Regions from separate parts of the Homo sapiens genome. Here region 1 is linked to region 2. A link is a loop called in an ENCODE intact Hi-C map of the cell type or tissue named here. Cell type or tissue: IMR-90. All regions are shown on one strand. Links, peaks and the distances in the headings refer to the core of each region. The heading gives the core; the rest is flanking DNA.

Region 1 (15,608 bases), core at 4,809-12,808, 64 kb before region 2:
AAACTTATTTCAGTCTTACATGCTTCCAAGAAACTGGCATATTATCACAGATCTTATTAGATTTTTATCATTTATTTTTAATAATCTAGTGCTTTTACTTGATACATGTGAGCAAAAAGAAGAGATGAGAAGTAGTAGCATTGTTAACTACAAGGAGGATATCATATTTCCTACTCCTTTTTAATTTTGGAAATTGTTTTTTTTTTTTCTTTTTTTTGAGACAGGGTCACACTCTGTCACCCAGCCTGGAGTGCAGTGGCGTGATTGTGGCTCACGGTAGCCTTGACCTCCCGGGTTCAAATGATCCACTCACCTCAGCCTCCCAAGTAGCTGGGACTACAGGCGTGCACCACCATGCCCGGCTAATTTTTTTTAAACTAATTTTTTAAATTAATTATTATTATTATTATTATTTTTGGTAGAGACAGGGTTTCACCACGTTGTCCAGGCTGGTCTCGAATTCCTGGGCTCAAGCCATCTGCCCACCTCAGCCTCCCAAGTGTTGAGTTTACAGGCGTGAGCCACCGTGCCTGGCCTGGAAACGGTCTTTAAAGATGAAATTTCTTTAAAAATATTCTAGGAAAAGTGTAGATGTTATTCACTCTGAAGGAAATTGGATAACTTGAATAGATTTTTAGATTCTCTTAAGTCCTATTAATCATTATAGGGATTGGGAAGGGTTATTGGAAATAACGGGGGGGGAAGGACTTGCATTCCAATATATTTATCCTGTTGTGTTTGTTTATTGAGTCTTGATGAGAGGAAGGCATTGGGCTTTTTCTGCTGTAGATTTTTCATGTGATTTTATATTTATTGTAATCCTACAGTGTGTTTTATCAGTTCTATATGAATAGCACTAACATTATAGTCCCACCATCTATTGATGTTATGTGAGTTATTGAATAGTTATAAAGTGTACCAAAAACCCAAAGCAATCTAGTTGTTGGGTATTATTATACTGAATTGTTGGTGTATTGCCTGCAAACCTATCCTGTTCAACTGGTTTTAGTTTTTAAGTTAGTTTGTTGCTTCAACTTGTCCGCAAAGGCAGGGCTGGATGGTCCAGCTAATCAGTAGAATCGAAGTCAGAAGAACTAAATTCTAGTCTTTCTATTCACTTTTTGAGTTATTGAGTATATTTTTTGATGACTCTATGACTCAGTTTCCCAGACTATAAAATGAAACTTCCAGTCACCAAAGGTTTTTGAGAAGTAACACATGTAAACTACTTTGGGCTTTCTCAGACATAAAGGCTTTAATATTCTTTCCAAGTTACATGGTTTATATTAGCTTATAATGGAATGTGACCAAGATAGCTTTGATTAAACACAACAAAGAAATAAACACATTCATTTATATATGGCTTCTTTACACAAAATATATTTTTATGCTATTTTGTAGTTGACATATTTGTATAATTTAACAATTATGGTGTTTTCCAAAGGTTTGAGGTCCTTTAGTATTATTTTTCTTCCCCACTACCTTGAGAAAACAAAATAATCTTTATCTCATATTAAACTCACAACATATATAAGTTGTGCTTTATGTAATATTATTTTTGGTTGATCTGTTTAGAATGGGTTCTACTTACTTTTTTTTTTTTTTTTTTTTAAGAAACACGGTCTCACTCTTTCACCCGGGTTAGAGTGCAGTAGTGTGATTGTAGCTCACTGCAGCCTCGAACTCCTGGGCTCAGGTGATCCTCCCATATCAGCCTCCTGAGTAGTTGGGACTACAGGCATGTGCCACCATGCTCAGCTAATTTAAAAAAAAAAAAAATTGTAGACATGCAGTCTCGCTATATTGCCCAGGCTGATACTATACTCCTGGCTTCAAACAATCTTCCTATCGCAGCCTCACAAAGTGTTGGCATTACAGGTGTGAGCCACTGCACCTGGCCAGTTTTTTTACAATTATAAAAATAATCTATGTTCATTTTCTACAATAAACATTGTAGAAAATGAAAAATAGAGAAAAAAGCTGTCCCATAAAGCTTTTTTAAAATCACTGATTGAGTTTAATATTTTATTACTGCATATATTGCTTCATTTCTCATGATAATAAATGAGATCACTTGCTTGTTATGAAAACAGAGGTGCAAGTAGGATTTAACAGTCTTCTGAAGACCAATATAAGACAGATCAAAATGTGAAAAAATTCACCACATTTAAATTATTTATCATGTCACCAAAAAGAAAGTAAATCTATTTTGATCTAAGACCCCATATGATGCTTTACTTGAGACTTGGTACTCCCTGGCAGAATCAAGTCAGTGACTGTTTTTCTTGTGTCTGATCCAGCACAAACATGATTTGTCTTTGGTTCACGTGGCCCCTGAAAGCCCAAAGCAGCCTGGAACAAAGCCAGACATTTGGTATTTTTCAATACTGTGATGAGAGAAGACAAGGTGCCCATCTGCCTGGCTTGTACGTTGCCAAAAGGCCTAGGTGCTACCCTAAAGAATATGCCAGAGAATGACTCTGGCCTTTAGGAAACTGGTAATGATTACTCTTCTCTGAATTTTGAACTTTGAAATCCAAGCAGTAATGAATCATAGTGTTATTGAGAGGGGATTAAATTGATCAATGCATGTAAAACCCTTAATTCAGCAGTGCTTAATAGTCAGCACATACATTAATAATCAGCACATAGTAAACACTCAAAACAGTTTTTGAAAAACAGGGATTTTTCAAAGACAGCAGTGAGAACTTTGTCTGTTAATTCTGGATTAATTAATTTACCAACTTCCGTCATATAATCTGTAGACTGGTAACACATTGGTAATCAGAAAGACTTGCATATTGTCACAGATCAACTCTCTAATAGGTGGTTCTAAGGTGCAGGTTAGTAACAATATGCTTGAGGCAAAGGCTACCTCCTATCCTTCCAGAATGGCCCAGGTCAAGCTAGAATTATCCTGTGTCATGTTGCCAGTTACAGCAGTAATGGTACTGCTCAGAACTGGACTAAATAGAAGACATTTTAAAAAGGCAAATGCAAAGATGGAAATCCCCAAAACAGCCATTGTCCAGTTCTGGTGAGTATATACTCCTTGGGATCTTATGTAGGCCCTAGCTACAAATGACCTAGTAAAGTAAAAATAAAATTGGGCTCGTAGAAAGATGTGACCACTCTATTTTATGTTGGTAGCACATTGATATACACCTATTATAACCTATTATAACTTATACTTTCTAACATTACATAGTTGCATACAGGTGCAAGTCACATAATCTTCCTGGGCTTCTATACTATCTTCTGTAACATGAGTATAATAGTAACCTACCAAATAGGGTTCTTGGGTGTTGGGCCTGGAATTCAAAACTAGCCCTCTGACTCAAATCTGTGCCCCTTTTTTCCTTTGATTAAACTGTGCTGCATTGCCAAAGCAGATGGGAGTAGCAGAAAATGAAATAAAGCATTTAGTAGTTACAGAGCACATTTTGGGTTCTGTTTTTTTTTCACCTCCCCTATCCTCCCCCAGCAAACTCATACATTTTCTGTCTCAGCACTGGTTCTGAGATGTACACAGTGATCCAGGTTCGCTTTCAGTAGCTACTGTGAAAATCAAAATTAGATCAAAGAGTGTTTCTTGAAGGCAGATATGGGTGTGGAGTGGAGGTTGGGAGAGGAGATAATGGTGGAAATTAAATGAGGGTAAGCAGGTAGAAAAGCATGGCAAATGTAAAGCAGAACTGAATAGTAACTATGTGATTGTCTATTCAGCACAAAGAGGATCGGTGCTAACAAGAGACAATGTCATGCTTATTAGCATTTAGCAAGTAATACCACATACTGTGAAATGGTAGTATTGATTGTTTTTGACTTGACTATAAAACCTTTCATCTTTAACTTAATATGGACTCTAGACCAAGATGCTAATGCATAACAATATTTTGTAAAAAAAAAAAAAAATAGCAGATGACGTTTGATTATATAAAAGTCATAGAATAGACTGGGCGCGGTAGCTCACGCCTGTAATCCCAGCACTTTGGGAGGCTGAGAGGGCCAGATCACTTGAGCCCAGGAGTTTGAGACCCGCCTGGGCAACATGATGAAAGTCCTTCTCTACAAAAAATGCAAAAACTAGCTGGGTATAATGGCTTGTGCCTGTATTCCCAGCTACTTGGGAAGCTGAGGTGGGAGGATTGCTTGTGCCCAAGAGGCAGAGGTTGCAGTGAGCCAAGCTCATCCCACTGTACTCCAGCCTGGGCGACAGAGCGAGACCCTGTCTCCAAAAAAAGAAAGAAAGGTCATAGAGTATCAGACTTGCAAATGTGATTCATACTCTGCCAGTCATTTCAGGGTGCATTCCCCTTCCTTATTTTGTAAACTTCTCTCCTTACTCAAAGGTTAGTTATCTCTCAGATCAGACAAAGGAGCAGCTGTTATTCAACTATAGATCCAACTAGATTCGAATATGTTTTCCAACTAGATTACATCCTACAGGTACATAAGTACAGTGGTCAGATCATACTATACAACTATAGATGTGGAGAATACATATATAAAGTAAAACCTCATCATATTTGCCTAGTTAATCATTTAATATACTATTTATGTTTCACTATAATTCTCCTATTACTCACTGTTAAAGTGAGCCCAGCCCATAGAGCTCAAGTTCTTTGGTATGATTTAAAACTCCAAGATGTCTGCCATCCTCATTTCTTGTACTTTTCCCCTTGTGCTTTAAACTCTAGCAGACTGAAATGGCTTATATTTTCCTTCAAATACTATGCTTATTTTCATTATCATTATTAATAAAGCAATCATCTGTGAAGGTTACTCTTTGTCAGATACTAAGAGCGTTAAATGAATTTCCATGACCTCATTTAATTATCAAAAGAACCTAATAAAAAGTTTGTATTATTATCCCCACTCTACCAAGCAGGAATTGAGGTTTTGAGAGTTTGAATACACAAAGCAGGGTTTCATAGCTAGTACAATGTAGAACCTTGATTCAAATTCAGATCTGTTTAGCTTTAGAGCTGCCTCTCCTAATCACTAAGTTAACTAGATTCTCCTTATTTTGCATGTGCTGTTCCCTCTACCTGGGATGCCCTACTCTTCAGTTTCAATAGGGGTCTTAATTCTAAGCAACAGAAATCATTTATTGATTCAATCAGGATTGAAATTTATTAAAAGGATATTGAGGAGTTCACAGAATCTCCAGAGGTACCAAATTCAGGCCACGGAGTTAGAGGTAATAGTCAGTTGTGTCCATTGAATATATGCCACTGACATCACCACTCACACTGCTAACCTTGGGTATTGGATGTAAGAACAAGTGCTACTGCCACTTGTCATACTCCATCCATCTCCCTGTTTGCCACCAGAGAGAGGGCCTCCTGTTCATTCCTTTGAATCATTAGTTTCTAATTCCAAGCCAGGTAAAGGTGCATCTGATTGTTGGAACCTCAATGACTGGCCCATGCCCTGGCTGCAGGGGAGGCCAGAAAAACAAGAATCTGACATTATGAACCTACGTGATGCGGTATCAAGGCTTAAAATATGGAGAATTCCTCCAAATAGGAAGGGATTCTGAGAATGGTGGGAAATTATACTATGATACTAGGCTGACAAAAAGAATGACACGTGTCTACCCACACCCTTTCTTTGGCTACCTGCAAACTTATTTGTCCTTTAAAAACATCCTTACAGCCTCCTATTATACTTCCTAACATTACATAGTTTTTGATTATTTGCTTTTTTTTTTTTTTTTTTTTTTTTTTGAGATGGGGTCTCACACTGTCACCCAGGCTGGAGTGCAGTGGTGTGATCTGGGCTCACTGCAACCTCCGCCTCCCAGATTCAAGCGATTCTCCTGCCTTAGCCTCCCAAGTAGCTGGATTACAGGCACCCACCACCACTCCCAGCTAATTTTTTGTATTTTTAGTAGAGACGGGGTTTCACCATTTTGGCCAGGCTGCTCTTGAACTCCTGACCTTGTGATTTGCCTGCCTTGGCTTCCCAAAGTGTTGGGATTACAGGCGTGAGCTACCGCGCCTGACCTTTTGATTACTTGCTTTTTAAGGACCCTTATTTTAAGTATTACTTGTCTATGTAACTGACTCCTCTTTACCTTTTCTCAAGTAGCCTATAGGCTGTGTCTTATTGATGTTGGCACTCCCTAACATGTACATAGGATAGTGTTCAGCATGTAGTAAATACTAAATAAATCATTGAACAGCATTGGTGCATAAATTGTCCCTATTCACCACCAGCACTAGAATGTAAGGTCCATAAGAGGCAGGGGTTTTTGTCTTTGTCTCTCTCTCTCTCTCTTTTTTTTTTTTTTTAAACCACTATATGGCCAGCACCTAGATTAATTCCTAGCATGTGGTAGGTCTGTGGTAAATATTTGTTAAATAAGTGAATACCCCTAAATAGTAAATTATCTCTGGGAGTGATGCTGTCAAAAAGGCCTTTGAATGTGAATGGGAAATTCAAAGCACCATATTATAATATACAACTAGACCACAAACAGTGAGGACAGAAACTGCCTTATTCATCTTTGGTTACCTCTTCTTCCTATCTAGAAACATAACCAGAAAAGGGCAATTTGAAATTTTTTCCTAGACCTACCATGATAGTCACTAGCCACAAAAATTGCCTGAAGTACCTACCATACCTGCTAAACATGAAACTTTCTTTTTGGCCTCCTTTTGTGTATAACCAGCTGTATCATGAGATTGCATCTACTCTGGGAAGAAAAGGCTGTTGGGCAAACTGTCTTGTACTTATGTTTAAAAAAGTAGAATAACCTAGGGCAGTAGAATCTCACTTTGAAGAAATGAAGAAGTGGAGGCCCATAATTATGAAATGATTCGTATAAATGTAAAACACTTAGAATTCCTGGCATAAATTGGCCTTCTAAATATTAGCTGTACTTTTTATTGCATATTGAAAACTTAGTCCTTCGGACTTTTTACTTCACTGCTTCCAATCCTTTTAAATTCTTCATTACCTCTAATCCTCTCAATTCTGTTGATAAGCAGTGTTACCCAACTTTACAAATAAAGAACCTGAATCTAAGATGAGGTTAAGTTGTTTGCCCAAAGGTCACAGCCAAGTGCTAGTTAGCTGGGATTCAAACCCAGATCTATCTTATTTCTTAAGCTCTTTCTAGGATGGCAAAATGACATGCTAAATGTAGGTTGAGTTTAATGTGTTCTATTATATCCTTCTAACCACTGTTAGTTGTAATGCATCTTTTGCCCCTGCCACCTTTGCTTCTCTTTTCTGATTTGTAGTCATTATTTTACTGTCCATATCATATATCTGTTTACTACTCTCTTCAGTTTTTCTCCTGATTCTTTGGAGTAGAAAGTATGCATTTTACCCAAAAGAAAAAGTACATCCTCACATACTGCTCTGTCCATTTTACTTTTACCTTTATTTTTTTTTTTTTAGCCTAATTGATTTGTACAGTGGATTGGTTTCCAGAGGAGAAGACTTGGATGTCTGTTATGAGTCAGATGAGTAAAGTTATACATTAGCCAGGATGACATTTAAGGGCTAATAGCCTACATCCCCAAACTAACAGTCATTTTAGCCAGTGTAAAACATGAAACACAAGTTGGTCAGAAATAGAGACAATAGCAAATAATGGTATTGAGTTGCTACAAATGCTTTGCAACCTAGTAATGTACTTTTATATGTATCAATTATTTTTAACTTGTGAATAATACTGAAAAATTCCAAATGGATTCCAGACATTTATTGCCAACAAAAATGTTTACTTAAACTTGCTGTTTTAGAGAATTATTTTTCTTAGCATATGGTCTTTCTTGTTAATAGCAAGCCTTTTAACAGTTTATCAGAATGTAAGCATTTCTCTTTGCTATACTTCTTTTAGTTGATGATCTTGTGTAATAGAGCACTCATTTAGAAATACACACACTTAAAATCTGTGATTAAATGGTCTTCAGGGACTAAAGCCACAAGCAGCAGGATGCTGTTGCTTTCTGTTTCCTTATTGCTTAACCAATCTGCAATGGTATCATCCTCTTTTTCCTTTTTCTTCTTCTTCTTCTTCTTCTTTTTTTTTTTTTTTTTTTGGTTAACCAGACAAAATTTCAAATCCTCTTTATTTTTTCTTGCCATGCTCAAATTGGTCTTTAACAGTGCTTCACTAAGATGCTTCTGTTTGACTTTACATTCACTTTTATTTAAGTAACAAAGAAAAGGGTGTGCTTTTGTCAATAAGTTTACACTGGGCTTTCTGTTATACAAAATAAGGTTCTTTTACATTCATCAGATCTTTGTTAATCACCCACTGTGCACCTAGCTGGGCTAGATAGATACTGGAAAGACAAATAAGACCTGGTTTCTGTCATTGAGAACATAGCGAAGGATATGGAAAATTAGACTACAGAATGGTAAGTTCTATCATAGTGGTATGTACTACAGAAGCAAAGAGAGGACTCCTTACCCAGACTTTTAGGGGATGAAGGACAATGTCAGGAAAGGCTTTCTGTGGGATGTTTTCTCTCAGTGGAGTCTTGAGAACAAATAGGAATTATTCAGGTAGAAGAGGGGAAGGACACTCTAGGAAAAGGGAGCAGCAGCCTGTTGAAAAAGTACAGAAGTAAGAGAGCACATACATGGCCCATTTAGGGAACTGAAGTCCTGAGTGGCTCGAGTAGGGGAGGAAAAGGTACATGAAGGTGGAACAGGGAATGAAGAGATTTGTGGCTGGGATGGTCCAAAGTTGTCAAATCATGATGTGCTTTCCATGTCATGCTCAGAAATTGATTCTAAGAGCCATGAAGAAGTATAAGCCAGGAAGTGACATGGTGAGATTTGTGTTTGGAAAGATCAGTCTAGAAACTGCAACATACTTCTATAAGTGTAAATGATCATCAGAGAAGATAATTAGAGGGCACTTACTGTCTCTTTAAATCTTTTCCATCATTAATTTTGGATTAAATGCTAGATAACATAATAATAGAGGGTTTATGAATTAGTTTCCTGTCTTCTGTTATTAAGCAAACATTTGAAACCTATTTTACTTGTTGGTATAACACATAGACTTAGATAATTAAAATTAGAGACTTGACAAAGCTACCAATTGGTGCTGGACCTCTTGATGGATCTGATGTTAGGTTAAACAAACACAAGTGCCTTCTGTATGCCAGGCAGTGTGCTAGGAACTGAAGAGAGAATGGTGAATGACTTAGGCATTCACAATCTAGTGGAGAGACAGATTCATACACAAATGCAAGTGCTCTAGAATACTTATGTATTAGATTCCTTAATGTACATTTTCACTTTCAGTCCTTACCTTAAACTTAAATATGGATGAGGAAACCGAAGATAAGAAGTATTTAACTTACTCAAGATCATGTAATAATGAGTGGTACATAGCCACAATTCAGTATTCGAAGTACCTAACTCAATTTATTCCGTACCATATTATACTGCTTCTCTTGACAAGGCAATGCATATGTACTTTTGAGCCTGAAGTAGTTTTCTTCCTCTCTTTTCTTAATTCTTTCTAATGCTACCCAAACCGGTAATGTTCAGCCTTGAAGTATCCAGTCATTGTTGGTTAAAAGTGCAGGCTCTGAAGTCAGATTGTCTGGATTCCAATCCCAGCTCCATCACTTACTCCCTGTCTGTCAGCCTACATCATAGAATTATGAGATGATGTTGGTAAAGCACTTAAAACAGTGAAAGCACAGGGAAAGAATTCAATTGATGTTACTTAAAATTGTCATTGGAATAGCAATTCATCTACTTTCCAAACATTCAGGAAATTTTGATAAAATGCGTTTAAACTATCCAACTTTATTGAAGTTAATCTTGGTGAAGAGCTTTTGCCTAGTGTGCATATTTGAAATCTGACTTCTTGTTCAGGGCATCAGTGGCCTGTGGCAAAGATGCCCCAAAAGTATCTAGGAAAATATGCCTGTGAGAGTAACGTAAAGATACTTAAAAACTTTTGTATTGTGGAAAATTTTGAATATATACCAAAATTAACAGAGTAGGGTTATGACCTTTCTCATATCTCTCACCCACCTGCACAACCAACTATCACTCCATGGCCAGTCCTGCCTCATCCACACCCCTATCCATTTATGTTGCTAGAGCTAAATCTAGAGACTTGATTGATTGATTGATCATTTTTTGAGACAAGTAATGAAAAATGGTGGCTTTTTTTGTTGTTATTTCTGGCATTGTTAAATACCTAGTAACTCAACTGAGGATGAAAACTGGCAACATAAATACTCCTGGAATTGTTTGGATAGGGTAGGATACAGATTATTACCCAGTTTCTACATGTGAAGAAACTATGACTCAAAGAAATGCTTATCAATGGTCATATTAACTGCAAACAACTTGTGCTAAAATGTGTCATTGGAACCATGCTCATTCCATACATATTTATTGAGTTCAATAAAATATTTATATTTCTTTTTAAATGTCTGTGGCCAACATTATTTTTATAACAAGGGCATTTTTATTTTGATTACCTAATTTCTTCTTTTGTTATGTTAGAATTTAAAGTACTTCCCTCCTCCTCTGTCCTATCCTAATTTTTAGCTAGTGGAGTGACTTTAGGGATAATACAGAGGAAATTTTGGTCTCCAGCAGAGGGTCAGTTGCAACTATGAAAACAACTCAGGCAAATGGTCTATTGATAGTGGAACTTTTCATTATAAAAAGTTCTTTTCAAATTCCAGGATATTGGTTGCTTGGTCACTGAAGAGTCTGTACTACCATTCAGTAGCACCCTGGGTGTCTGAGCAGACCTGGTTAGGAATGTACTGCTCATTTTGAATGAAATAAATAAAAAGGATAGAGAAGCTGCCCCAAGCATTGCCAAACATTCTACATCTGATGTATCATTGATACAAAACATTAGTCTTTTAGAGTATACCCTAAAATACAAATAGTTTTCATTTTGAATGTTGCCATCTTTGACTATAGCCACATATCCTTTAATATATACACACACACACACTGACTCCAGGGCATTGATGAAAGTTCATTGCTTTCTTGGTCTCTGGGTGAGTAAAGTTGTTTTAATATGTCAGGTTTGGTTTTGTCAACAAAATACCCCAGTGTACTTACCTTCTTTATTCCCATTCTTTAATTTTTATGTCCTTGGACCTCGTAATTTCCCCAAAGTTTTGTATGCCATTCCCTCAGCAGCAGAAGTAATAGTGCTTGATGAAGTATGACTTTGATATTAGTTTAGTTATATATCTGGAATGTTTATTCCCCTGGGCTTTCCAACTGAGGGAGCCCAGCGTGAACTCCTTCTTTGGAAAATATCTGAGTGGGCAGACCCATTTGCCACATTACCCTCATTGTCTGTCTTTGTTTATTCAGCTGAAAAGCAAGTACTTGCCTCTTACACAGCCAGTCATGAATCTTAGAGTCTCAGAAGCTGTTAAAACGGGTAGAAAAATTGTTATGGGAAGGGAGAGGATGAAAATTGTTATCAGGTATTGACATAATGTGCAAGTAAAGGTGCTGTCTTAGAGAAGAGCATAATGACTTTAGGTGGTTATAAAGCACAACTCTGGCAACATTTTTATGGGCCCAATTTATTAGGGTCTTTGATTTTTATACAATTTTCCTACCTTCTGAGTAAGAGACAATGATAATTCATTGGCACACATGATTCATTTTTACTACAATAGGGGAAAAACTAGGTTTTTAGGATATGAGCCTACCATCTGGTGCACAGGTAATGATAAATATCCTGTGGTCATAATAACATGCACATGCTCTTGGCATTTATTTTTCTGGCTATCTTCATCTCTCAATTGGATTTTTTTTAGCAGGCTGCTAAAAAGTCTCTTTGCATTCATTCTTTCCCTGGTCCATTTTCACACTGTAGCCAGAATTATGTTTCTAAGATGTAGATCTGATTATTCTTCCTCTCTTGTATAAAATTCTTCCATGGCTATCCAGTTGCTCTTAGGAAAGTCCTTCACCTGTCACCACTTCTTACCCCATTCTGTGTCCCAGCCACAATGCACTTTTTCCAGTTCTCTATAGTACTATGCTCTCTTTTGCCTTGATGTTGTTACACATGCTGCTCCTTGCCTTGGGGATACTCCTCTCCTCTACCCTTAGCTTAGCTATACCTCCTCATTCTTCACGTCCATGCTTAGATATTTCTTCCTCTAGAAAGTCTGAATTAGGTGGTTCTCCATGTGCAAACACATGTACCATAATGTTCTATTCATATTTCTGTTTCAATACTTATCACACGATATTGCTTCTTTGTTTTTCTCTCTGCTATAAGACATTAAGCTGTATAAGAACAATGACCACGTCTGTCTTTCTCATTGTTGTATCTCCAGCACCTAGAAATTGTAGTCTGTATTTCTGGCACAACACTAGTTTGTTGATGATTGAACCAGTGATTAATGTGCTTTGCCAGGAATCTTTTCTCTAGAAACCTCAGAGAAGAATTACAGTTCTCTGGTTTTGTGCTCTGCATATTTTTCTATCTTCTATTCATACTAATTCAATTATCAACAGAACATTGCTTTGAACCTTTTAAACCTCTCTACCTTGCCCAGAAGCACGTGTAAAGAACATGTAAAATGAAAAACTCCTGCATATACTTACCATACGCTTCCTATGTCCATCCTATCTAAAATTGCACTCCCACAACACACATGTAGTTACTCTCCACCTCCATCTCCCCTGTCTCCCTTTCCTGCTGTTTTTCCTCCTTAGGATTTAACTACCTTCTAACATACTAAATACTTAACCTATTTAAGTAACTAATTGTGTGTCCATTTCTAAGATGTAAGGTCCATGAGGGCGTTAATTTTGGCCTGTTTTGTTTACTGCCACATCCCTAGCATCTGAAATAATGTTTAGCAGGTATATATGAGGCAATATATATTTGCTGAATGAATGAATATATTCATGCCCTTGGATGTATGTCTTTTTCTTTTTCACTTGATTTTGGTGCACCTGATACAGCCCTGCTGTTAGCACTACTGTTTCTTTTCCTTCCTTATTTTGCAGACTTTACAGTTAGTCCTATTTGGGTCCATAATCTTGGCTACCCCAGGCAGAGATTCTGTTTTTCCATGTTGATTGGCCCAGGTAACCATATCTTCACTTGAATCTGACCTTCAAATCTCCTAACTTGATCTCTGAAGCCCTAAGAGAAGTTGTGTGTGCGTGCGTGTGTGTGTGTGTGTGTGTGTGTGTGTGTGTGTGTGTGTTGCGGAGAGGAGATGATGCATTCAGAGATAAGTCAGATGCAAAACTTGTTCTTTTAAAACCTAGATAGGACAAATAGATGATTATTTCTATAGTACAAGTTTGAGTACGATGATATTTGTTTATGAGAAATGCTAACCAATGGGGAGAAACTTATTCTTCATTTTAAAAAATATGAAATAAGTTTTCTGAAAAGTATAAAAAGTAATATAGTGAACATCCCCTGTATACCTGCCTCCCAGCTTTGTAATATCTGAATTTTCTCCTGTATTTGCTTTGGATTGTTTTCATTTTTGAGATAAAATATTAAATATGATCATAGCCTCCTGGTGTTCTTTTTTTTTTTTTTTATCTCTTTTTCTTTCTTCCCTACCCAGATGTAACCACTATCCTGAATTTGGTGCCATGCATTTAAAAATGTTTACACACACACACACACACACACACACACACACACACACAGTGTTGTGTTCATGTTTCAAATTTTGTATAATGAACTCTTACCATGCTTTTTTTAAACTCACCATTTTATTGAGATTTTTCTATATTGTTCCATGTAATTCTGCTTTATCAAGTTTGCTGTATAGTTTCCTACTGTATGAATAGTCCACAATATCTCATTTTTCTTATTGATAATCATTTGAGCTGATTCTACATTTTTTGCTTTTTCAAGTAATGCTGCAATGAACAACATTGCACATGTTTTCTTCACTTGTAGGTGAGTTTCTCTAGAGCAATACGTCTCAATTAATGTGCATAGGAATCACCTGAGTACCTTATGATACTGCAGGTTCTGATTCAGGTCCTGATTCAGTTGTTCTCAGGTGGGCCTGAGAATCTATATTTCTCACAAGTTCCCAGGTAATGCAGATCCATAGACCATATTTGGAGTTGCAAGGCACTGCTAGGTTCTAGAATATGCACATTCTTCTCTGAAGAGGTTATACAAGTTTATATTTCAACCAGGAATGTATGAGAGATTTGGCTGTTCTAGGAGTAGCCTCTTTTAGATGATTCTATAAATTTTATGTGTAACCATTCTCTCCTTAAAATTAGATATTTTTTTTGGAGGGAAAGCATTAAAACATATAGCAGAATCACTTCAGTGGGTAGTTGGCTTAATTTCAGCATTTCTCAGGAATTGATCTAAATATATATATATACACATACACACACACACACACAAACTATTTTATTAAAAATTCACCTGTTTCCTTTTTGTTCAAATAGTTACTCTGTTTACCATTGCCAACCAAGACAGGGCTTTGACTACAAAATGAACCATCCCAGAGAGTTGAAAGGGAAGGAAGACTGTGTGCCAAGTACTATGCTATATTGTTTCATTTAATATCCACATTTGTACAGGGGAGGGAGCTGAGGCTCACAGCAAAGTGTTAGAGCCAGTGTTTGGATTCTAGTCCACCTGACTTTAAAGATTGGTGTACTACTCCTAGCTTCAGTTATCTGTAAAAAGGAGGTAGTGGTAGAGCAGATAATCAGATCTCTAACTTCCAGCACTTTAAGATTCACTAGCTTCTAGTTAGGGAAGTAAGGAATGCCTACCAGCATACTGTATCATGATAGCTCCCTCTCTCCTTTTCAAATTATGGGTTAAAAAACATATAAAGCTGACCACTGTAACCATTTTTAAGTGTACAGTTTGTTAAGTATATTCACATTGTTGTGAAACAGATTTCCAGAACTTTTTCATCTTGCAAATTTGAAACTCTGTATCCATTAAATAAGAATTCCCTCGGCCGGGCCTGGTGGCTCACGATTGTAATCCCAGCACTTCGGGAGGCCGAGGCAGGCGGATCACGAGGTTAGGAGATTGAGACCACAGTGAAACCCCGTCTCTACTAAAAATACAAAAAATTATCCAGGCGTGGTGGCGGGCACCTGTAGTCCCAGCTGCTCAGAGAGGCTGAGGCTGGAGAATGGCATGAACCTGGGAGGCGGAGCTTGCAGTGAGCCGAGATCACGCTGCTGCACTCCAGCCTAGGCGACAGAGCAAGACTCCATCTCAAAAAAAAAAAAAAAAAAAATTCCCTCAACTCCCTTTTCCCCTTCCCCCAAGCTCTTGGCAACTATCATTCCAATCTGTTTCTGTGAATTTGACTACTTTAGATACTTCATAAGTGGAATCATGGAGTATTTGTTGTTTTGTGACTAGTTTATTTCACTTAACACAGTGACCTCAAGGTTTCTCCATGTTGTAGCATGTGACAGGATTTCCTTCATTTTTAGGGCTGAATAATATTCCATTGTATATAGATGCCACATTTTCTTTCTTTATCCATCAATAGACATATGGGTTGCTTCCACCTCTTGAGTATTGTGAATAGTGCTGCTATGAATGTGATTGTGCAAGTATCTCTTCGAGGCATTGCTTTTAGTTCTTTTGG
Region 2 (15,608 bases), core at 3,761-11,760:
CTGGACGCGGTGGCTCAAGCCTGTAATCCCAGCACTTTGGGAGGCCAAGATGGGTGGATTACTTGAGGTCAGGAGTTCAAGACCAGCCTGGCCAATATGACGAAATCCCATCTCTACAAAAATACCAAAAAAATTAGCCAGGTGTGGTGACATACACGTGTTAATTCCAGCTTCTCATGAAGCTGAGGCAAGAGAATCGCTTGAACTTGGGAGACAGAGGTTGCAGTGAGCCAAGATCATGCCACTGTACTCCAGCACAGGTGACAGATGGAGACTTCATCTCAAAAAAAAGGAAGAGATGATTGTTCCACCAGGTGCACAGACATCAACACAGGGACACCAGAAATATGAAAGAGCATGGAAATAGGTTGCCACCAAAGGAACGTCACTTTCTAGTGGCAGACCTGCATGAAAAGGAAATCAACTAATTGCCAGAAAAGGAATTCAAAATTATGATTTTTTAAGAAATTGAATGATATACAAGGAAATACAGATAGTTCAGTCAATCAGAAAAGGATTTATGATGTGAATGACAAATTCAACAGAGATAGAAATCATAAAAAAAAGAACCAACCAGAAATCCTGCAACTGAAGAATTCAGTGAATTAAATTAAAAAATACAACAGAGAGATTCAACAAAAGAAAGAATCCAGCAAAAGAATCCCTGAACTTGAAGATAGGTCATTCGAAATTACCTAGTCAGAGGAAAAAAAAAAGAGAGAGAAATATGAATGAAAAAGAGTAAAGAAAGCTTACAAGACTTATGGGACACCATTAAGTGAACAAGTATTTGTATTGTGAGAGTTCTAGGGAAGGGAAAAGGCATAGAAAACCTATTTAATGAAATAATAGCTAAAAAATTCCCAAGCGTGTGGAGAAATTTGGAAATCCAGTTTCAGGAAGCTCAGTGGTCCCCAAATAGATTTCACACAAAAAGATCCCATCCAAGGTACTTAATAGTCAGATTATTCAAAGTCATATACAAAGAGAGAATTCTAAACACAACAAGAGAAAAGTGTCAAGTCATGTATAAGGGAGTCTTCATTAACCTAACAGCAGATTTCTCTGCAGAAATCTTACAGGCCAGGAAAGAATGGGTTGATATATTCAAGTTGCTAAAAGGAAAAAAAAAGTGAACCAAGAATACTATACCCAGAAAAGCTATCCTTCAGAAATAAGGGAGGAATAAAGTCTTTCCCAGATAAGCAAAAACTGAGGGAATTCATCACCACTAGAACAGCCTTACATGAAATGCTCAAGGGAGTCCTACATCTGTAAGTGAAAGGACAATAATCACTATTATGAAAAAACACAAAAGTGTAACATTCACTGTTAGAAAAGATGGACAAAGGAGAAAGAGAAGAGAATCAAACCTTATCACTTCAAAAAAACCACCAAACATCAATGATAAACAATAAAGGCAGAACAAAGGAAATAAGGATATACAAAGCAACCAGAAAACAATTAACAAAATGTCAGCAGTAAGTCCTTACCTATCAGTAATAACCTTGAGTATAAACAGATTAAATCCCCCACTTAAAAGATATGGACTGGCTGAATGGATAAAAAGATATGGCCTAACTATATGCTGCCTACAAGAAATTGTCTTCACTTGTAAAGACATACACAGACTGAAAGTAAAGTTATGGAAAAAGATATTCCTGAGGCAGGAGAATGGCGTGAACCCCAGGGGGCGGAGCCTGCAGTGAGCCAAGATTGCGCCACTGCACTCCAGCCTGGGCGACAGCGAGACTCCGTCTCAAAAAAAAAAAAAAAAAAAAAAAAAAAAGATATTCCACACATATGGAAACCAAAAGTGAGCAGAAATAGCTATGCCTAAGTCAGATAAAACAAACTTTAAGTCAAAAACTGTAAAAAGAGACAAAAAAGGTCATTATATAGTGATAAAGGAATTAATTTAGCAAAAGGATATAATAATTGTAAATATATATGCACCCAACACTGGAGCACCCACATATGCACATATTATTAGATCTAAAGTGAGAGTTAGACTCCAATACAATAATAGTTGCAGATTTCAACACCCAATATCTAACGTCTCAACATTGGACATATCATCTAGACAGAAAATCAACAAGGAAACATTTGATTTAAACTGCACTTGAGACCAAATGGACCTAACAGACGTTGACAGAACATTTAATCCAAAAGCTACAAAATGTACATCCTTTCTTTTCAATAGCACATAGAACATTCTCCAGGATAGACCACATGTTAGACTACAACACAAGTCTTAACAAATTTAAAAGAATTAATATTATATCAGGTATCTTTTCTGACTGTAATGGAATCAAACTAGAAATCAACAATTAGAGGAACTTTGGAAAGCTATACAAATACACAAAAATTAATATACTCCTGAATGACCACTGGATCAATGAGGAAATTTTAAAATTTCTTGGAGCAAATGAAAATAGAAACGCAACATCCCATACCATGCTATGGGATAGAGCAAACACAGTATCAAAAGGAAACTTTATAGCAATAAACACTTGTATTAAAAAACTAGCAAAATTTCAAATAAACAACCTAATGATCCAGCTTAAGGAACTAGAAAAGCCAGAAAAAACAAAACTCAAAATTAGCAGAAGGAAAGACATAATAAAGATTAGGGCAAAAATTTTAAAATTGAGACTAAAAAGCAATACAAGAAATCAGCTAAATAAAAAGTTGGCTTTGAAAAGATAAACAAAATTGAGAAACCATCAGCTAGACTAACCAAGAAAAAAAGAGAAAAAACCTAAAGAAATAAAATCAGAAATGAAAAAGAGGACATTACAACTGATGCCACAGAAATACAAAGGATCATTAGAGGCTATTACAAACAACTGTATGCCAAGAAATCTGAAAACCTAGTGAAAATGGATAAATTCTGCTTGTATGGAAACATGCAAGCTACCAAGACTGAATCAGGAAGAAATGGAAAACCTGGACAGCCCAGTAACAGGTAATGAGATTGAATCAGCAATAAAAAGCCTCCCAATAAAGAAAAGCCCACTGGTTGCATTCATAGCCAAATTCTACCAAACATATGAAGAAGAACTAATACTAATCCTCCTGAAACTATTCCAAAAAATCAAAGAGAAGGGAATTCTCCCTAACTCATTCTGTAAGGCTAGCATCACCCTGATACCAAAACCAGACAAGGACACAACACAAAAAAGAAAACTACAGGCCCATATCCCTGAATAACATAGGCTCATAAATCCCCAACAGAATACTTGCAAACCAAATCCAACAACACATTAAAAAGAAAATACACCATGATCAAGTGGGATTTATACTAGGGATGCAAGGGTGGTTCAACACATGCAAATCAATAAACGTGATACATCAATCAACAGAATGAAGGACAGTAACCACATGATCATCTCAGTGGATGCAGAAAAAGCATTTGATAAAATTCAACATTCCTTCGTGATAAAAACACTCAAAAAATAGACAGAAGAAACGTACCTCAGAATAATAAAGGCCAATATGACAAACCAACAGCCAGCATCATACAGAGTGGGGAAAAGGTGAATGCCTTTCCCCTAAGAACTGGAAAAAGACAAGGATGCCCACTTTCACCACTCCTATTCAACATAATACCAGAAGTGCTAGCCAGAGCAATTAGGCAAGAGAAAGAAATAAAGGGCATCCAAATTGGAAAGGAGGAAATCAAATTGTCTGTTTGCAGATGACATGATCTTTTATATAGAAAACCCTAAAAGCTCCACCAAAAAGCTCTTAGAACTGATAAATGAATTCAGTAAAGTTGGAGGACACAAAATCAACATAAAAAATCAGTGCTGTTTTTACACAGCAACAGTGAAATAGTGGAAAAAGAAATTTAAAAAACCAATCCTATTTAAAATAGCTCCAAAAAAAAAAAAAAACACTTAGGAATAAATTTATCCAAGAATATGAAAGATTTCTACAAGGAAAACTATAAAACACTGATGAAAGGAAATTGATTAGGACATTTAAAAAATTAAAAGATATTCTATGTTTATGGGTTGAAAGAATTCATATTGTGGTCTGGGTTCTTGGGAGGCCGAGGTGGGTGGATCACCAGGTAAAGAGATCAAGACCATCTTGGCCAATATGGTGAAACCTGTCTCTACTAAAAATACAAAAATTAGCTGGGCGTGGTAGCATGCACCTATAGTCCCAGCTATTCAGGAGGCTGAGGCAGGCAAATCACTTGAACCTGGGAGGTGGAGGTTGCAGTGAGCTGAGATCGCATCACTGCACTCCAGCCTGGCGACAGAGTGAGACTCCATCTCAAAAAAAGAGGAGGAGGAGAAGGAGAAGGAGAAGGTGAGGAAGGAGAAGGAGAAGAAGAATTAATATTGTGAAAATAACCATACTACCAAAAGTGATCTACAGATTTAATGCTATCCCTATCAAAATATCTATGGCATTCTTCACAGAAATAGAAAATACAGGGCCGGGCACAGTGGCTTATACCTGTAATGCCAGCACTTTGGGAGGCTGAGACTGGCAGATCACTTAAGGTCAGGAGTTCAAGACCAGCCTGGCCAACATGGCAAAACCCCATTTCTACTAAAATTACAAAAATTACCCAGGCATGGTGGTGCACACCTGTAATCCCAGCTACTCAGGAGGCTGAGGCAGGAGAATTGCTTGAACCTGGGAGGTGGAGGTTGCAGTGAGTTGAGATTGCACCACTGCACTCCAGCCCGGGTGACAGGGCAAGACTCCATCTCAGAAAAAAAAAAAAATGCAATCAAATTCATATGGAACCACAGGGGACCTCAAATACTCAAATTCTGAGCAAAAAGAACAAAGCTGGAGGCAACACACTGCTGGACTTCAAAATATACTACAAAACTTTAGTAACCAAAACAACATGGTACTGGCATAAAAACAGACACATAGACTAATGGAATGGAATAAAGAATTTAGAAATGAATCCACATACTTACAGCCACTTGATTCTCAGAGGTGCCAAAAACATTCATTGAGAATGGGACAGTCTCTTCAATAAGTGGTGCTGGGGAAACTGGATATCCATATGCAGAAAAATGAAACTAGACCTTTATCTCTCACCATATACAAAAATCGTTTCCAAATTGACTAAAGAACTAAATGCAAGACTGAAAACTATGAAACTACTGGCAGAAAACATAGAAGAAATGTTTCAGGGCAGTGCTCTGGGCAGAGATTTTGTGAAGACCTCATCAGCACAGACAATAAAAGCAAAAATAGACAAATGGGATCGGATCCAGTTAAAAAACGTTTGCACAGCAAAGGCAGCAATCAACAGAGTGAAAAGACAATATGCAGAATGGGAGAAGATATTTGCAAACTATTCATCTGAAAGAGACTAATATCCAGATATCTTCAAACACCTCAACAACCAGTAAACAAATAATTTTAAAAATGGGCAAAGGAGCTGAATTAACATTTCTCAAACAAAAACATACAAATGAAAAGTACTCAACATCACTAATCATCAGAGAAGTACAAATCAAAACTACAATGAGATGTCATCTCACCCCCATTAGAATGTCTGTTATCAAAAAGGCAAAGAATACATGCTGGCAAAGATGCAGAGAAAAGGGGACTCTTATACACTGTTCTAGTGGAAATGTAAATTAGCACAGCCATTATGAAAAACAGTATGGAAGTTCCTCAGAAAACTAAAAATAGAACTATCATATGATCCAACAATCCCTCTACTGGGTGTATATCTATAGGAAAGGAAGTTAGTATGCCAAAGAGATATTTGCATGCCCATGTTTATTGCAGCACTTCACAATAGCCAAGATACAGAATCAACCTCTGTGTCCATCACCAGAAGAGTGGCTAAAGAAAATGTGTGCAATGGAACACTAGTTAGCCATAAAAAAGAATGAAATTCTATCATTCATGGCACAATGGATGAACTTGAAGAACATTATCTTAAGTGAAGTCAGACAGATGCAGAAATACTGCATGTTCCTACTTATGTGGGAACTAAAAATGTTGATCTCATAGAAGTAGAAAGTAGAATAGTGGTTATTAAAGGTAGAAAAGGTGGGAGGGGAAGATAGCCAAAGGTTGGTTAACAGATATGAAAGTATACATATAGGCTTTGTATTGACATACCACACTGTACCCCATAAATATGTACAATTGTTATTTGTCAGTTAAAAATAATAGCAAAAAAGGCTACTCAGCAATGGGCGGATGGTCAAGGTATACTGAACTGTACCATTAAAGAGTGAAAATAGCCATAGACAATACGTAAATTAATGACTGTGTTCCAATAAAACTTTTCTTTTTTTTTTTTTTGAGACGGAGTCTCACTCTGTTGCCCAGGCTGGAGTGCAGTGATGCGATCTCAGCTCACTGCAACCTCCACCTGCCAGGTTCAAGCAATTCGCCTGCCTCAGCCTCCCGAGTAGCTGGGACTACAGGTGCGTGCCACCACGCCTAGCTAATTTTTGTATTTTTAGTAGAGACGGGTTTCACCATATTGTCCAGGATGGTCTTGAACTCCTGACCTCAGGTGGTCCATCCTCCTTGGCCTCCCAAAGTGCTGGGATTACAGATGTGAGCCACTGCACCCAGCCAAAAATTTTTTTGGGGACTGTCTCACTCTGTCACCCAGGCTGGAGTGCAGTGGCACAATCTTGCCTCACTGCAACAACCTCCGCCTCCCAGATTCAAGCAAGTCTCATGCCTCAGCCTCCCGAGTAGCTGGAATTACAGCCGTGTGCCACCATGCCATTAATTTTTGTATTTTTAGTAGAGACGATGTTTTGCCATGTTAGCCAGGCTGGTCTCGAACTCCTGGCTTCAAGTGATCTGCCTTCCTTGGCCTGTCAAAGTGCTGGGATTACAGGCATGAGCCACTGCACCTAGCCTGTGTTCCAATAAAAGTTTATTTAAAATGTGTCTCAGGCAGGATTTGGCTCTGTTGTTCAGATTAATCATCATGACTGGGCCAGGCACAGTGACTCACACCTGTAATCCCAGCACTTTGGGAGAACAAGGCTGAAGGATTGCTTGAGCCCAGGAGTTTGAGACCAGCCTGGACAATATAATGTGAACCTGTCTCTACAAAAAATAAATTTCAAAAAGTTATCCAGGCATGGTGGCACATGCCTGTAGTTCCACACTCAAGAGATTGAGGTGGGAGGATATCTTGAGCCAGGGAGGTTGAGGCTGCAGTGAGCTGTGATCGCACCACTGCACTCCAGCCTGGGCAACACAGTGAGACCCTGTATCAAAAAACAAAAAACAAAACAAAGTCATCATGACTGGAGTGTTGTACTCATGAGAAAAGTTTTCAGAGGCTATGAGATTGTATCATTGAGAGGTGGTTATTGTTTCAAGACAATTCTCTAAAGATCTCTTGTGCTTTTGCAAGCAGAGGCACTGCCTTGTTCTGGACTATTTATTCAAGGATATTTGCATAGCAAACTGCCTTGGAAAATAGAGCTAATATCTTCCTCTGGAGTAAAGAACAGATTTGCCACTGTCCAATATAATAAAAATAAAGTCTCCCTCCTGGGCAAAGATCAGGTAAGCTCACTGTCCATTATAAAAGATTTGGATTCTCTGAGTTTGGGGTTCTTCTTCTGTAACAACCCACCTCATATGCAGGCATCACTGGCCCTCGTTGCATGACCGTTGGGAATTGAGGTTTGGGGACATGGTGTAAATGCTGATACTCTACTCTAGCTACTGCTTTTGTTTGGAGGAATAAACTGTCCTCTGTCTCTGAAAAAAAAAAAAAAAAAAAAAAAAAAACAACGACAAGAATTTCTGTCTGAATATGGATTTCCTCTAAACATATTTTAGACTATTTGCCCTCAAAAATACAAGGAATGTTTAGCATAATAGCCCAATGTTTTCAACAATAAAGCTATCCTTTTTTTCCTCCAGAAGCCTCGCTTATTGCATAATGATCTTTTCCATAACTGTGGAAAGACAGAGGAACACTAAATTCAGATAATCTTTTGCCAGAAAGTCCAATTATTAAGTTTCTTTTAACAAGAGGAGAAACTATTATTTTCTTACCTCTACAAAATCATGACCCAGACATGAAATTAAGAATTTTTAATAACGTTTTATTTTATTTTTCCATATAAAACCTTTTTGTAGTTGGAAAAACTTTTTCTAGCTACCTTTTAAAGTTCGATTTTAATATATTGAGCGAGTTTATAATCAGCAGTTTGGTATTACTGATTTCAGACTTTTAATTACTAGTTTCAGTCTCTTCCCAAAGTAAATTGTTTTTTAGTTATTTAAAAATAGCTTAAAATGTTATTTTTAAGTTCATTTTTAAAAGTGGAGGAAGAAGAAAATTGATACATTTCATTATCTCTTAATTGTGTTTCTTATTGTCTTCATGTCAGAGTGTCAACATGTGTAATGTCTGAGGAAGAAGGAAAGGGGAAAAGCAAAAGTTCCCAAATGACCACAAATGAATTAATTTTCTCTAATTAGAACTATGGGCTGGGCGCAGTGGCTCACACCTGTAATCCCAGCACTTGGGGAAGCCCAGGCGGGTGGATCACTTGAGGTCAGGAGTTCGAGACCAGCCTGGCCAACATGACGAAACTCTGTTTCTGCTAAAAATACAAAAATTAGCCGGGCGTGATAGTGCATGCCTGTAGTCCCAGCTACTTGGGAGGCTGAGGCAGGAGAATCGCTTGAACCCAGGAGGCGGAGGTTGCAGTAAGCCGAGATTGTGCCACTGCACCACTCCAACCTGGGTGACAGAGCAAGACTCCATCTCAAAAAAAAGAAAAAGGAAAGAACTATGTATAATTTTTAATTATTCTGTAACTGCTTGAGTTAAAATTGATAATGTGATACCTAAAAATATACATACACACGTACTTTATATCTTGTAAATCTTAGGAAGAAAATAGACTTTCTTGATAACAAAAAACATGCCAAGACATTTAACAATTTAGAAATAAATCATTAACTAGTTGGTAGAAAAGCAAGTCAGGTCCAGCTGGCTTTGATCCCACCTAATGTAGGATTTTGCAGATCCTTTCTCTTCTCGATTAAAATTTTTTCCCCCAAAACTGTTTCTACCATGTGTTTATAATGTGCTCTCTTTTTCTAGCCATATTTTTGCTACAAACTAGTAATTATCCTTTAATGTTTTGCTTTTTTTTAGTTTTATTAACAGAATTCTAAAATTTTAAATTACTTACAAATTTTAAATTTTAAAAGTAAGTAACTTAGTCTTCCCTGTCTTTGCCAACTGGGAATTCTAACCTACTTTCCTTAGAATTCTCAGAAAATATTTAAGATCTAGGATCACTGTCATCATGTCCATAGTTGCTTTCATTTTTGAGTACTGAGTATGTGCCAGACACTGTGCTAAATGCATTGTGTATGCAATTTTTAATATACTACAAAGGTTGGTATAATTGTCTTCACTTAACAAATGAGAATACAGAGGCCAAGATAGAATGAATACTTTGTGCCAGCTAGTCACTAGTAGAGCTGGAATATGAACCAAACTCTGTTTCCTCGGGCTGGTTTTTTCCATAAACTCTGATACTCCTTTCCTGTATTATACCCATCCCACCTAATCAATGTGACTGTAAAATAATGGAAATTCTGAAGCTTCTCCACCCACTCATCTTAAACAGAGTCTTTAAAAAGGTAATTTGGCTTGTATTCATGTGACATAGATATGTACCATATCTTGAGATGATACACCAGTGAATTTTCTTTTGAAAAAGTAATGACTATTAGTGTTGTAAAATATGTTTTTATTTATATACACTTAAAAAATGCTTTTTTCTAAAGTGTTAAAACCTTGCAGGAGTTGTTCACACCCATGAGTATGTAAGTTCTATAACTGAGCATTACTACCACAAGAAAATCTGAGAATCCCTTTTGGGATAATTTAAGAAATGTGTAGTATATGCATAGTTACACTTAATGCAGCGTAGCTCCACAATGCTTATGCTTCGTTTATGAATAATTCTATATTCTTTTTTTTCTGATATAATTTTTGTGCTATCTTGGTACTTTACTAGCAACATGTCATTAAGACCAGATAAGCAAATTTTATCTTAAATTGTTAGCTGATCTCATAGTACAGATGTCTGATTTCTATTTAAAATCCAGTTCTACACATTTATTCTCCAGTTATGAAGCTGTGGGTTTTGGTTCTTTCATTTCAAATCTATGGATAAGCATAAGTGGTCTGTTCACAGCCTTTTTTTTTTCTTTTTTGGTTTCATTGCATTTATATCATTGACCTTTGCTTCAGAAAGCATTCAAGTCTTTAACAGAGAGAGACCATGAAAGGGAGTGTTGTAAAGTCTTTATTCTACGAAGGAAGTCACACAGGCAAAGCTTTATATTTGCTGAGTGATTTCTTTTCTTTCTTTTTTTTTTTTTTTTTTTTTTTGTGAGACAGAGTCTTGCTGTCACCCAGGCTGGAGTGCAGTGGCGCAATCTTGGCTCACCACAACCTCCACCTCACAGGTTCAAGCGATTCTCCTGCCTCAGCCTCCCGAGTAGCTGGGACTACAGGTGTGTGCCACCATGCCCTGCTAATTTTTGTATTTTTAGTAGAGACGAGGTTTCACTATGTTGGCCAGGCTGGTCTCGAACTCCTGCCCTCGTGATCCACTCGCCTCAGCCTCCGAAAGTGCTAGGATTACAGGCATGAGCCACTGCACCTGGCCGATTTAAATCTTTTTTTTAAGAGACAGAGTCTCCCTGTGTCGCCCAGGCTGGAGTACAGTGGCTATTCACAGGCCCGATCATGGCACACTCAGCTCAAGAGGATGGCTTCAATTCCCTGTGATGTCATTTCCTGCCTAACCAGTCAGCACTTCTGGCTCCCTGGTTTCACCCCACCCACCAAGTTGTCCTTAAAAACCCTAATCCCTGAATACTTAGGGAAACTGATTTGAGTAATAATAAAGCTCTGGTCTCCTGCACAGCTGGCTCTGCATGAATTACTCTTTCTGTATTGCAATTCCCCCATCTTGATAAATCAGCTCTGCCTAGGCAGTGGGCAAGGTGAACCCATTGGGTGGTTGCAGGATTAGTCTCCTGTGTTTCTTGGTCTGTGGGGCTTTATGAGAGACAGGTTTAATTTGAGATAAGTGGACCCAGCTGTTTATTCCTGTTTAACTGCAGTTGGAGTAGTTCAGGCAGCCTAGAACTCCTGGGCTCAAGTGATCTTCCTGCCTCAGCCTCCTGAGTAGCTGGGACTATAGGCATGTGCCACCATGCCTGATAAATTTAATTCTTATACATGCAGAAATTGGCCTTGGGCCATGAATAACATGATGCAAAAGCACTAGTAGTGCAGCCTCACAACCAAAATTCCTCACTTCATTTTTTTTTTTTTTTTTTTTGAGACGGAGTCTCACTCTGTCACCCAAGCTGGAATGCAGTGATATGATCTTGGCTCACTGCACCCTCCGTCTTCTGGGTTCAAGCAGTTCTCCTGCTTCAGCCTCCCAGGTAGCTGGAACTACAGGCACACACCACCACTCTGACTAATTTTTGTATTTTTGGTAGAGACGGGGTTTCACCATGTTGGCCAGGCTGATCACTGGTCTTGAACTTGTGACCTCAAGTGACCCACCCACCTCAGCCTCCCAAAGTGCTGGGATAAAGGTGTGAGCCACCACGCCCGGCCTATATTTTCTTTTAAAAGAGAGAAAAGCACCTTTTTTTTTCTTGTTGTTTTAAAATCTGGCCATGCATGGTGTCTCATACCTGTAATGCTAGCACTTTCGGAGGCCAAGGCAGACGGATTGCTTGAGCTCAGGAGTTTGAGACCAGCCTGGGCAACAGGGGAAAACCCTGTCTCCACAAAAAATACAAAAATTAGCCGGATGTGGTGGCGCATACCTGTAGTCCCAGCTACTTGAGGGGCTGAGGCAGAAGGACCACCTGAACCCAGGAAGTTGAGGCTGCAGTGAGCCGAAATCACGCCACTGCAGCCTAGGGGACTAAATGAGACCCTTTCTCAAAAAACAAAAACGAACAAAAATCACCCAGGAAAAAATAAAGCATGGTATGTACACTCAGACAACTACTTTATCAAGATTCATTAAGTCACTTTAAATCAGCAATTAAGGAGCAGATCCTCCAGATAGAAAGTCTTTTAGTGCCCCAAGAATTATTAAGGGAAAACCCACTTCAGGAATAGCAACTACTTTGGGAACATTGGCTATATTATGGTTACACAATATTATTAAGTGATTTTGTGTTCGAAACTAATACCTTCTTCTTGTAGGTTGTGGGTTAGGCAAACACCATCATTGAAAGTAACTGTTTATCCTTTTGTATATTGAATAACATATTTAGAGGAATGAGGAGTAAGCATATTTTGATTAACATTTTAAAAGCCTTGGAAATAAGCTGATGAAGTGTTGTAAGCCATTCTTTGAAAGGTACATTATGTTCTTTATAATTTTCTGATAGTATAGAGTGGCTTCGATTGACTGGTTCCTTCTTATTGAGTCATAAAATATTCCTGAATTTTATTTTTTATGAATACAGGTTTTCTTTGCTAGATCTTTAAGTACCTTGGGATATTCTTGTGTAAGACCGTATATGTGTGTGGCTTCTTTTCTTTTTTCTTTACTAAATTACTTAAGATTCATAGATTCATGCTTGATAGTATAAATTAGATAATGTAAATTTTTGTTGCATTTTTAAAAACATCTCCTATACTATGATCAGTACAAATTTTATTTAAGCTTTAAACATCAAAATATTTGGGCTTCTATCTCTGAGAACCTTTGACTTTGTTAGGCTGCAGCTTCTCTTCAAGCAATAAGATTTCTCAGCCTTTGTTAAAGACCTGAAATTTACTTGCAGTGAGAAAAGAGAGCAAGATTTATTGTGGACAGGGCATAAACACCATCACTGGAGTCAGGACCTATATAGATGGTGAATTGTAATGCTTTGGATCTACAGAATGAAGCTTGATACCTAAGTGGATATCAAGTTATTTGGCAGACAAATTTCTTGTACCAATTTAGAGTCAATCTTAGGAGTAGATAGTATGGTGGGGAAAAGTCTGGCTTTGTATGAATAGACTTGACTTACTAGCTGAGGACAGTAACTTTATCTGAATTTTCTCAGTAGTAAAATAAGTATTATGACCCTCACCAGGTAGAACTACCTTGAGGATTAGAGAAAAAATATATTTATTGACATAAGCCCTCAATAAATGATAGCTCATTGCATCATCATTATTACTCCTGCTTTCAAATGCCTCCATTTTAAATTTTCTGTAAAATTATTTGTTAGCTAAGAAATTGCATTATGCAATACACTAGACAGCTTTTAATAGCAATACAGAATTTGATAGGTGATTTATTTGGACACAAGGCTTTGAGATATGGTAAGTATATATGATTTACATGAGCTGGGCTTTCTTTCCCTTCTGGGGTGTTACTCAATACAACTTTTAAATTGATTTACTTTTATTCATTGTCTTTGCTTTTATTTGCAGTTCTGGGAAATGCCAGTGCAAAGTGGGTGTCATTGGCTCTATATGTGACCGATGCCAAGATGGATATTATGGCTTTAGTAAGAATGGCTGCTTGCCCTGCCAATGCAATAATCGGTCTGCCAGTTGCGATGCCCTCACAGGTACGTACTTTCCTTAACTTTGTCATGTAATTATTCCACTGTTCTTTTAATTTGGAAATCTTTCAGCTATAGGTTGATTCTTCTGAAATAGTTTGGAAGGGCCTTTATCTTCTAAGTAGGATGTACTAGATCACAGCAAGCCAAACTCCTGCTACAACAAACTTGAAAAAGTACGTAAATTAAAAAAAAAAAAAAAAAGTCATATACCTATGGAGGCAAGGAGAACTATAGGAACTAAAATTCCAGAAAGGTTGGAACTCTTCCTAGGTAAACTGATGATCACCAGCCATTGTCTTTCCAGGGGACATTTGCTGATTCTGAGCATAGGCAAAGAATGAGCTAGACCCAAGCAAAGGAATTCTTTAGGAAAGAGATACAAGAAATGTTTTTGGCAGTCATTTGAGGCTTGCATGATGGTTGGAAACAAGAGGATCCCCAAACACAAGGCCAGCTTTCCCACAGGATATTAGCCGACTATGCAAAAGATGGAAGGCTGGGCCAGAAAGGTAGAAAAAAATCTCTTTCTCTTTCAGTCTTGTGCTGAGGAGACAAAATCCCTTTAGAAAGAGAGGGCCTGCTATGACATTCAATTATCTCCCCCTCAAGATGTCTTCAGACTCTGAGGGTGCATGCAGTGGGACCTAAGCTCAAATTACCAAAGGCCAATACAAATCTCTCACAGTCTTTTAGGGCTAAGGAGACACAGGCTTGCTAGGCTCTGACCAAGAAATAGTAAGGAACCAGAAGTTGATTAACTCATACTAAAATTACAGTCCACCCTCAAGCCGCCTCACCTTCTGATTGGATTGAAGTAATTCTCTCATTATATCTGCCTAACAGATGAAAGGGGAGCCCTCTCTGGTTCTTTTATATACTGTGTCCGGCATACAATAAAAAATACTGGACAATGCAAAGACAGAAAAATGTGACCAATACCAAAGAGAAAAAAAATGAGCAATGGAAGCAGACCTTTAGGTGATCTAGGTGTTAGAGTCAACTTAGAAAGACTTGACTAAAGTTAGTATTTTCATACAATAAAGGGAAAATCAGACAAAATAGGTGAAGAGAGGCAAAATGTCAATAGAAATTGGAATCTCTAAAATATCAAATGAACAAACTGGAACTGAAAAATACAACATGTGAATTAATAACTCATTGCATTAATCTAACAGTAGATTGTACACAGTGAAGACAAAGTTAGAAGACTTGAATACAGTACAATTAAAAATATCCAAACTGAAGCATTTCGAGAAAATATAATGGAAAGAACAGAGCAGGGAAGATGTGGGACACAGCCAAAAGGTTTAGCATAAATGTAATTGGAGATCTAAAAAGAGAGGAAAGTGATACTGGATCCCAGTAATATCTGAAGAGAAAATGGCCATGAATTTTCCAAATGGATTAAAGGTGTCAACCGACAGATTCAGAAAGTTCAGCAAACCCTAAGCAATATAAAACAAAGAAAACCACATTTAGGCAAACTTAGTCAAACCATTAAAAACTAAAGCCAATTAACTTCTGATCTTAGTTTTCCTAAATGTAAGAATTAAGTATCCTTCCTTGGAAACATTTTTTTTCCCAAACAAACAAGCAAAAAAAATCAGGACACACTAGTCTGACAAGTACAAGTGTTTTTATGAGAACAGGGTGGCAAAATACTTGAAGTCAAAAGTACCCTGGAAAAATCGGTTGAAAGTTTTATTCTTCATTCAAATACTCTATAGTAAAACAAATTGATTTAGAAGAAATTGTTTTTTTTTTCTTTTATGCGATCTTGTCTCTGCCTATTTGCCAGTTTTATCTTGTGGCGTTCTTTTTCTTTACATCTGTGATCCAGTCAGACTGGCTTTTATTTCTAAAACAAGGCATGTTCCCTGGTCCCAGGGTTCTCATATATGATCTTTCCTCTGCCAAGAATGGTTTTTCTAATCCACCTCTACCTCCATCCTTGACCCCTCTGCCTTATTAAATCACATTCTTCCCTCGAG

Evidence for each region. Hi-C counts contacts between places; a loop is a spot of excess contacts. Peaks named below come from ENCODE experiments on the same cell type or tissue, not always from the same donor. Only the 100,000 strongest peaks of a DNase experiment are listed, where the experiment ranks them.
Region 1: it touches region 2 in a loop (2.3-fold over the local background); 6 of 110 quality-filtered maps call a loop at or near these places.

Annotation. Positions count from the first base shown.
Region 1 is chr9:120,685,728-120,701,335 of GRCh38, reverse strand. The region is part of intron 1 of MEGF9 (multiple EGF like domains 9); the gene reads left to right. Among named protein-coding and RNA genes, the nearest start is that of MEGF9, 21 kb to the left of the region's middle. RefSeq lists an enhancer at 7,787-8,597. In IMR-90, for the core only: no CTCF peak of the experiment used is centred there; DNase peaks (open chromatin) are centred at 7,555 and 7,895; H3K27ac peaks cover 1,205 bases.
Region 2 is chr9:120,620,628-120,636,235 of GRCh38, reverse strand. It overlaps MEGF9 (multiple EGF like domains 9), which reads left to right. Exons shown (of 6, transcript NM_001080497.3): 3 at 13,481-13,620. Among named protein-coding and RNA genes, the nearest start is that of CDK5RAP2, 48 kb to the right of the region's middle. In IMR-90, for the core only: no CTCF peak of the experiment used is centred there; a DNase peak (open chromatin) is centred at 6,935.